3 separate regions of the Homo sapiens genome follow, and all the other regions are linked to region 2. A link is a contact called in ENCODE Hi-C or POLR2A ChIA-PET data. All regions are on one chromosome and are shown on one strand. Each heading gives the region's core, a stretch centred on a gene start or an enhancer-like site at or near the end of the contact. The rest is flanking DNA. Distances are from core to core; before and after follow the strand shown.

The links. Hi-C counts contacts between places; a loop is a spot of excess contacts on that map. ChIA-PET counts read pairs that join two places held with the same protein, here RNA polymerase II (POLR2A). Pooled maps may share reads with other maps.
Region 1: a pooled map shows a loop between it and region 2 (1.8-fold over the local background). The contact joins the promoter of LINC00598 here to the promoter of LINC00548 in region 2. A Hi-C loop is called at or near these places in 1 of 168 maps with a recorded cell type or tissue (ascending aorta) and 11 of 50 pooled maps. POLR2A ChIA-PET finds 5 or more read pairs at or near these places in 2 of 52 experiments (T-cell and WTC11).
Region 3: a loop to region 2 is called in a pooled map, with 2.5 times the contacts of the local background. The contact joins the enhancer-like site here to the promoter of LINC00548 in region 2. A Hi-C loop is called at or near these places in 6 of 50 pooled maps. POLR2A ChIA-PET finds 5 or more read pairs at or near these places in 3 of 52 experiments (CD8-positive, alpha-beta T cell, H1 and activated CD4-positive, alpha-beta T cell).

What each region holds. Positions count from the first base shown.
Region 1 is chr13:40,479,585-40,482,284 of GRCh38, reverse strand. LINC00598 (long intergenic non-protein coding RNA 598) reads left to right here and starts at 1,281. Exons shown (of 7, transcript NR_024507.3): 1 at 1,281-1,376.
Region 2 is chr13:40,219,052-40,221,751 of GRCh38, reverse strand. It overlaps LINC00548 (long intergenic non-protein coding RNA 548), which reads left to right and starts at 1,250. Exons shown (of 6, transcript NR_033877.1): 1 at 1,250-1,315.
Region 3 is chr13:40,612,076-40,614,775 of GRCh38, reverse strand. All of the region lies in intron 1 of FOXO1 (forkhead box O1), which reads left to right. Among named protein-coding and RNA genes, the nearest start is that of FOXO1, 53 kb to the left of the region's middle. RefSeq lists an enhancer at 1,431-1,480. Within about 2 kb of position 1,400, at least 26 of the 41 ENCODE cell types and tissues checked have a DNase peak (open chromatin) inside an H3K27ac peak, as active enhancers do; they include CD8-positive, alpha-beta T cell, where a contact is called at or near this core.

The DNA of each region.
Region 1 (2,700 bases), core at 32-2,531, 260 kb before region 2:
CAACCACTAAGCCGTTTCACCAACAATGCCCAGACGGACCATTCTTAGCCATTCCCCCCTACTGTCTCTTGTCTCTGTTTCTCCCTCTTCTCTTACCTCCCACAAAATAGCCTTTGCCATCTTAGTTTCTCCCGAGGCTAATTTCACCGAACTTTTTGCTGGCCAGTGAGAATTAACTTCAGTTAATCAGTTAAAGAGATTATTCAGCTAAAAGGTAAACAGGGGAGGGTATTTCTAGTTAATTAGTGAGAAAGAAGTTAAAAAGTTTAAAGGACTCCTTGATTTGTAGTATGTTGTAACTGGGGAGCTGGAATCGGTGTTACTTCTGTAGGTGCTGACACAAAATCAGTGGGGGTGAGGCCGAGGTACCTGGATTGTCAGTGGCCTCCCACACCGCCCTGTGATTCTGATGCACCCCAAAGTCTGAGAACTGTTGCCCTGACCCAATTACTCCCACAGCCCCAGAGCACGGCAGGGGTCCTTGTACAGGGCCCTAGTTCCCTTGCAATCTCTTTGCCTTTTAGTTTTAAAACTAGCTATTCATCGCTGGTTAGTTAACTGTTATGCATTTCTACAGGACTGCATTGTTAGGAGCCTCGACTTGGCTTCTCCACAACCACATTCAACATTGGCCTTCCAAACCCACTCCACTCCTGTGCTGTCTATTGCAGGCCTGTGCCCTCACCATGCGCCCGGTCCGGTCTGGAAACCCGAGTCTCTGTGTTTCCGTCCCCTCTGGCTTGGTCCTCAAGCCTCTGCATCTTCCCTGGGTCATTCAAGTCTTCCAGGTGATGCCTATATTGTTAGTCTCTACAGTCTGGCCTTACAGCATCGTCAGAGCTGCCCTAAGGCCCAGGTGGAGTTGTGGGTCCTCTCTCCGCTGCCTCCCTGAGTTCTGACTCTTGGTGTGTTCAGGGACTTCCTGCCTCCGCACCTCCCACCCCATGCTTTGGCCACAGCACAGACTCTTCTGATTCCGTAGCTATGCTTCTGCTTTTCCCTCCACCTGGCTGCTCTGGTCATAGAAATTCTACCCCTCACTTAAGAACACCCCCAGAAGTCACCTCTGTGAAGCCTTCTTTGGTTCTTCTAAAATAAGTGAGTTGCTCCATCCTCTGTGTCTGCCAGCACTTTCTCTGCTCCTCTGGACTTCATTGGTCGGGGGTGGGGGGTGCTACTGTTGGTCTTGCAGCCACCCTGGATTGTGACCTCGCAGAGGTCAAGGGCTGTGCTGACGCCCCCCATGTCTGCGTGTTGACAGCAGACTTACTGGGGACACGCTGTAGAGCTCCGATGATGGCTGTTGGCCGAATGGATGAATGGCTTCATTAACTTCACTGCAACACGCAGGAGTCCTTGATCTCCCCCCTTGAAAGGTATTGGGGGTTTCCCTAGACACTGCCACTTCAAAGCCATACAGAAAAAATTAGAGCTAAAAGAGGCAACATTGTTTATTTCTCAAGAAGATGCTTTGGTGTTCCTTCCTGCAGCTGTGAGAGGCCTCCTGTTTGACCTTGACGTTTCCCTGTCAGGCTACACAGCGGTTAAAGGCAGGGCCCCGGAGGGTGTGCCACGGTGCCCAGAGAGGGAGGGGTAGTGGGCGCTGCCCTCCAGACTGCGTCCCCAGTCTGGGAGAAAGGGGCACTCGTCCTGACTGGATTGCCCAGACGGGCACCCCTTTCCTAACTTGCCTGCCCAGAAAGACATGTGTAATTCCTCCACCCGGAGGGAATGATTTCTGCTAACTCACAGAGAGGCTTTGACTTGTCACTCTGCCTTCTAGAAGTGACCACATGTTTTTTTTGCTCTCGGCAAGGGGGTGCCCTTGGCTGCTCTCCGGTGTGGGAGTCTTCCCCTTAATCCTTGCTCCTGGACGTTTGCATTTTCACAACGACCCTTTGTGGCAGGTGGGTCCCTGCCTTCTTCAGATGACCTTGAATAACACTGTCCTCTGCACTTCTGGCCGCCACGGAAGAGGCATGACTGCTGTGAGTCTGGGGCCTTGGAACCATTTTAGACCAAGGCAGGAAAAATAAACAGATGGGCGAGGTAGGTGGCTGCCCTTGAATTCTCACTCTCATTATGCACCCATTACTGGTGGCCAGTTGAGTAAGCATTTAGGACTTGGCTTTGCCATTTGTCAGCTGATTAAACAATAGAGCTTTACTGAGCAGCTCCCATGGGCTCGTGTCACTATACCTATTTTACAGAGGGAGAAACTGAGTTTCAACAAAGAAATTGCACCGAACCCAGAACTAAACAGGACCGGGCTGCCAGAGGGTGCTTTTCTGTGCTGAATCATGGGACCTTCTTGCTGACCAGAGCAGAGAAGAAAAGTCTCCTGTGGTCGGTGGAGTTTTTACTTTTTGGATTTTCTCCCCTATGACTGATCTCAGTCCTTGCCTGGCCACTCCTGCCTGTCCTACAAACACCGAAAACCACTGTCCTTTTCTCAGCCGTCATTTAGCAGTCGGGAAGCGTGTGTCCTGACGTATGGGCTGCAGTCAAGGCGGGGGCCCTGACAAACAGGATTCATTCACCAGGCCCTGGCCTGCCAGCTCCCTCACGGGCGTCACATGGGGCCGAATGAAAAGAGCAGGGGGTGCCCGCCAGGGAGGCCTATCCAGGGGCTTTCTTCCCCGCGGCGCCGTTCCCTGGGCCTGCCAAGTCCCACGAGCCAGCACACTGGAGAAGCGTTTT
Region 2 (2,700 bases), core at 1-2,500:
TACAAATGAAACAACTGTGGCTTCCAAAGGACAGGCAGAGGCTCCCCACTACCCCTCGATGTTTTTAATTTAAATTAAGCCTCGGTTGGAGAAAACAAAAGGCTGTCCAGTTTGGGGCCCCACAGTGGTCTGGTAGGATGGCCCGTAGCACCTCTAATGTCACAACCCAGGCTGTGAAATGTTCTGAATCACATGACCTTAGACTTTTGGTTCAGGCTAATTAAGCCTCTTCCGACCGTACAGAATGTTCTGGTTTGCAGCAGTTGTTGTGCAATCATTTAAACTGTACACCTTTGTTCCAGAGAGCTAGTTTGATTCTCTCTGCTTCTCTTTTGTTTTTCTGTGGAGAATCCAGGCCCAGGTGGGCTGTTTCCTTTTAAATAAATAAGAATGTAATCTACTTGGTGCTCTCATGAGATGTCTGGGCTTGTGGCCATCAAGGAGGCTATTTTCAGAGGTGGGCAGTGGGATAGAACCAGTTAGTACTTCCACCCTGCAAATCTCCTCTCTGCCTAATGGCCTCTTTCTTCCCTCCTGGGGAGGGCTTACCTACACGCACTCTGTATTTGAAAAGGGACAGTGGTGGGAAAGGTCACTGGGAGTCAGTGGGAGAAAAGTTGTTGCAAATGAATCTCTGTCCACAGAGTTAGTGTGGGAGGGAGAGGAGCAGGTCATAGTTTAAAATTTATTTTATCAGATGTTCCATAAGCATGAACTGGGCTTAATGATCGGACTATGTGACTTGGGTATTATGGTGTTATCATTAAATTACTAGTGAATCCTTACTAGGGGTGAATAAGGAAGAATTCTCACCATCTGTGGAAGTGAGACGATCGCTTGAGGCCAGGAGCTCGAGACCAGCTTGGACGGCATAGCAAGACCCCATCTCTACAAAAAAATAAAAACAGTTAGCTGGGTGCTGCAGCGAGTTATGATTGCACCACTGCATTCCAGTCTGTGAAACAGAGTGAGACACTGACTCCAAAAATAAAGAATTCTCAGAATTTGAGTCTGTGGTGTCTACACATTTCCCACTGTTTCAGCGTCAGCTTGGACTAACGTTTTTACAACCCCCAGTTCTGCAATGGCGTTAGAGGTTTTCTCAATTTCAGATTGCTTTACCTACTGTATATCTAAAGTGATAAAGATCTTGGAAAAGAAAGTAGTGCTTTCACTTTGGGGCAAGTTGCTTAGCTCATCTATGCCTTAGTTTCTTCATCTATAAAGTGGGGATAATAGCACCAAACATAAACAGTTGCTGTGGGGATTGAATGACTAGTGCATGTGAAGCTGCCAGTGTGGTGCCTGCCTCGGGGTGAGTGCTCTGCGAAAGTCAGCTACTCTTGTTATTGACAAATGCTCATGAGGTACAACCACGTGTCAGGTAAAGGCTAGGTGACTGAGTACGAAGATAACTAAGACAGAGTATCCTGCCCAAGGGATTGTTTGCAGCTTGTTTGGGGGAAAGATATGTGAATAAATACGATTAAGAATCACGGGTGCTGTGAAAATTCTGAGTAGGGTAGAGTGAGGGGCCCACTGTGCCTGGGAAGGGTTTGAGGGTGGTCAAGAAGGGCTTCTAGATCAGACAACTCTGGAGCTAAGGCTTGAAGTATGAGTAGGCGTTTACCAGGCAGATGGGTGGGAAGGCCGTTCCAGCGGGGACAGGAAAGCACCCCTTTCCCCCTGCTTGCTTGAGCACCCATCACAGAGGGCCTGGCAGTGAGGCCTGGTGGCACAACCTGGAGCATTGCCTGCACGCCCCTAAACAGACTATTTACTCGCCCTTGCTGCCGCCTCATTTTGGTTTGCCGAGGGTGGGGGAATATGACCATGTACAGGGCGTAATTGGAGACGAGAACAGCCCTCCAAGATAACTCCGTGTTGGTGATCACAGGGCTTACAGGGAATATGGGGGAGGCCCTGCACCCCAGCTCAGCTTCTTCAGGGGCCTTTCTCAATAGGGACTTTGACTTTCTGCAAAGTGATTGACTTCGGCCATGTCCAGCCCTTGCTTGTAGGGTGCGCAGGTGTAAGGAGGTGTGAGAAGTGTAGGGAGAAGGTAACTCTGAGAAAGTAGGCTCCTTGCACAGACACATAAGAAGGCTCTTTTGCACTTGCTCAATAGTAACTAATTCTTTTATTTCTCTGGCCTAAAAATAAGGCCCTTCACAAATTATTCTGAATCTAACTCTCAAGACATTACCTTCTTTTGCCATTCGCTGTATTCAAATGGTACCACTTGCCATTCCATTAATATTGATGTATTTCTATCTTCATAAACTTGCTTGTATGAGTCTCCACTCCTGGAATGCAATACCCTGCTACTCAGTGCTCAGTTTGAATGTTACCTTCACTTACGTAGAGGCAGAGGGAATGAAATGTTAGAAGTTACAGGGACCTCGGGATCTTCCACTTCTGCCTCCTTACTTCGGGGAAACCAAAGCCTAGGGAGGTGACAGGGTTTATGTTAGACCAACATTAAAACCAGGGCTGAGAAAAAAATCTCCTTGTTCTTAATTCACTATTCTTTCCATGTGGCAATGCCCTTCATTCACTTTCAATAACTTCCCTTAAAACACTTTTTACATTCCATTTTGTTTTACAATTTCTTTTAATTGTATTTATAGCTCTGAGGGCAGAGACCATGTCTGAATCATTTTAGTGTATCCCACAATATTTAACACAGGCTTACACATG
Region 3 (2,700 bases), core at 151-2,650, 390 kb before region 2:
TGTAGTTCTGTGGATTAGCACTTGGCTTTCATTGTTTTCTTTTAGCCCTGACTTTCTGGTTCACATTTGTTTAAATAGTCTAAGTGTTTCAGAGGCCGAGGGGTTGGAAGGCTGGCCACCAGATAAGGGGAGCATCACTATCCTTGTGCTTTCTTCTCTGCAGGGCCAAGAGATCTTCCACTGTGCACTGTGAGAAAGTTGCTGGCGTTGTTCTCAGTAACAAAATCTTCTACGTGAAGATTTGCTGTCCCCTCAGTTCCTTAGTTTTCCTCTTTACAAAATGAAACGTCATTGACCATGTTTTCAGGCTGCTTGCAACTCCAGTGACCTTGAGTCCTGTAGGTCCCTCTTGCTAAGTAGAATGTTCAGATGAATTAAATATGGTGCCATTGTGTTGCAGAATCACACTTTGAAAAGAGGTCCTATTCCCTGCAGTGCTCTTGACTTTCTGAAGAGGACTGAGCTCATGGTCAGCATGTTTCCTGGTGGTTAAACATATCTAGCTTTAAAATTTCCAGCTGCTAGAGGAGACGAAGACGATGAGAAGCAAGCACACAGCAAACTGTTTGGCTTTTAGATGCATCCTGGCCTGGCCGGGTGGACTTGCACAGAACTGCTGGTGCCAGGTTAGTTCCCTGGGACTTTTCCAACATTTGTCTCTGTATTGAGTTTTGTCCTTATTCCTGAAATAGAGTAGCCACTGAAATCAGGAACCAGAACTTCTGGAAAATACCTTTGGAAACCACTGTGTTGCATGGTAGAAGAAAGGCAACTGCCAGTAGTTAAAATACCGGGTTGAGTGCTAGTTTTTTCACCCTTTATTTTTTCTTTTTAAGGAGAGGTCTGATTTACTTTCTTCTGTCTGTTAAAGCTCTTCACAGGTTCTTAGAAAAACAAGCCATTTAATGGTACCAGCCGTGAGGATCCAACTTCAGTTCCATGAAAGCTGCCTGGTAGTTCTGGTCACAGGGTCCTGATGGGAGACCGTGTAACTGCTGCTAGGCAGTCAGCTGGAGGGCTCTGGTGTGGCTCACGCTTGTGTTTGTTCAAGTGACCTGAATGTGCTTCCTCTTTGGGGACCTGTTTCAAATGCACATGCTGACGCCGTAATCATCCACTAAACCAAGTGAGAGTCAGGAAATTCAAATTCGTAGTGCCTGTGACTTGGCCACACTCCCTGTACACATAAAACAAGGTCTTAAATCAGAGAAACTACCATCTAGATTAACACTCAAACTGCAGATGGGGACCGGAGCTGCTCTTGGTGTGGGAACTGCAACTTTGAAGTTCCAGACTTTGATGTGATTAACATTTCAGACTTAAAGTCCTTTCTGTGTGGTAACTTTTTTTTTTTTAAACACCAAACTGAAAATAAAAATTGATTAGATTAGGGGTGTCGGAGAAGCAGATTGTAAAGGGAGGAGCCCTCTTGCAAACCACATGTAACTATGTCACATCCTTATGTGCCTCAGGAAGAGAGAGATGACAGACTAGTGACCTTTCACCATATCTCTTTTACTTATAGCTGTTCTTACAGAGACCCTGCCCTCCAACACACACACCACCTCCAAAAAGAGGACACTTTTGACTTTGCTATCTCTTATTGACCAAGTGATAATCCTGATGGAGAGATGGGGTTTACAGGCATGAGGTGTTCTTTTTTACCCAGATTTCAAGGTTCAAATACTGGAGATCATCTTACAGCCTTCTTCAAATTGTGGCTGATTAAAGTTTAATTCTTCACCTCTGTCTTGCTGGTGAAAGGAATACGAGGGCAGGGAAAGTGGAGTTTGTGGGTCATTCCTCTTTTAAAACGTTGCCATTAAAATTGTAGATAAACCGATACACAGTAGTCCTCCTTTATAGGAGGGAGATAGTTCCAGGACCCACAGTGAGTGCCTGAAACTGGATAGTATCAGACCCTGTGTATACTACGTTTTTCCCTATACCTACATACCTATGATAGTTATACATTAGGCAGAGTAAGAGATTAACAACAATAACTAATAATAAAACAGACCAATAATAACAGTATAATGTAATAAAAGATAGATGAATGTGGTTTCTCTCTCTCTCAAAATATCTTACTGTGTTGTACTGCAGGTAACTCAAAAAGGTGGAAAGTGAAAGCTCAGGGAAGGACTACTGTACATGGAATTGACATCAAGCAAACAAGAAATGTTGTGCCTGGGATGATAAAATTTCTTGGCCACTGAAATTGTTGGGCCAGCCTTCTTTTTGAAAGAAATCTCCTTAGGCATGCTTGCGAACGCACGTGTGTGTATACGTACATATGTGTAACACACACACAAGTCTCTTCTGTTTTCTTAGGTTAAAAACCTGAGGTGTCATCCTGATAATTTCATGGAGACCCTGTAACATTTTTGCCATCATACATGGCACTTTATCTTCGTAGCTGTGTCTGTGATATACTGTCTGCCTGCTGTGCTCTGTCCATTTGAGCTTTCTAGAACCCTGTAGGAGAGGTGGGGAAGCCTGGATTTTGTTGGGGAGATCCAAGGTCTCTATGGCATGACAGCTGATAAATGGAAGATGGATAACTGTAACCCTTGAGTCATTGTGTTTTCTGCTGGCCCTTTCAGTCTACTGACCTTGTTTTCAGTAGGCCTGTAAAAAGGCAGGGCAAAACCTAGCCCTCTAGTAGAGTTTTTATTTTTATTTTTATTTGTTTGTTTATTT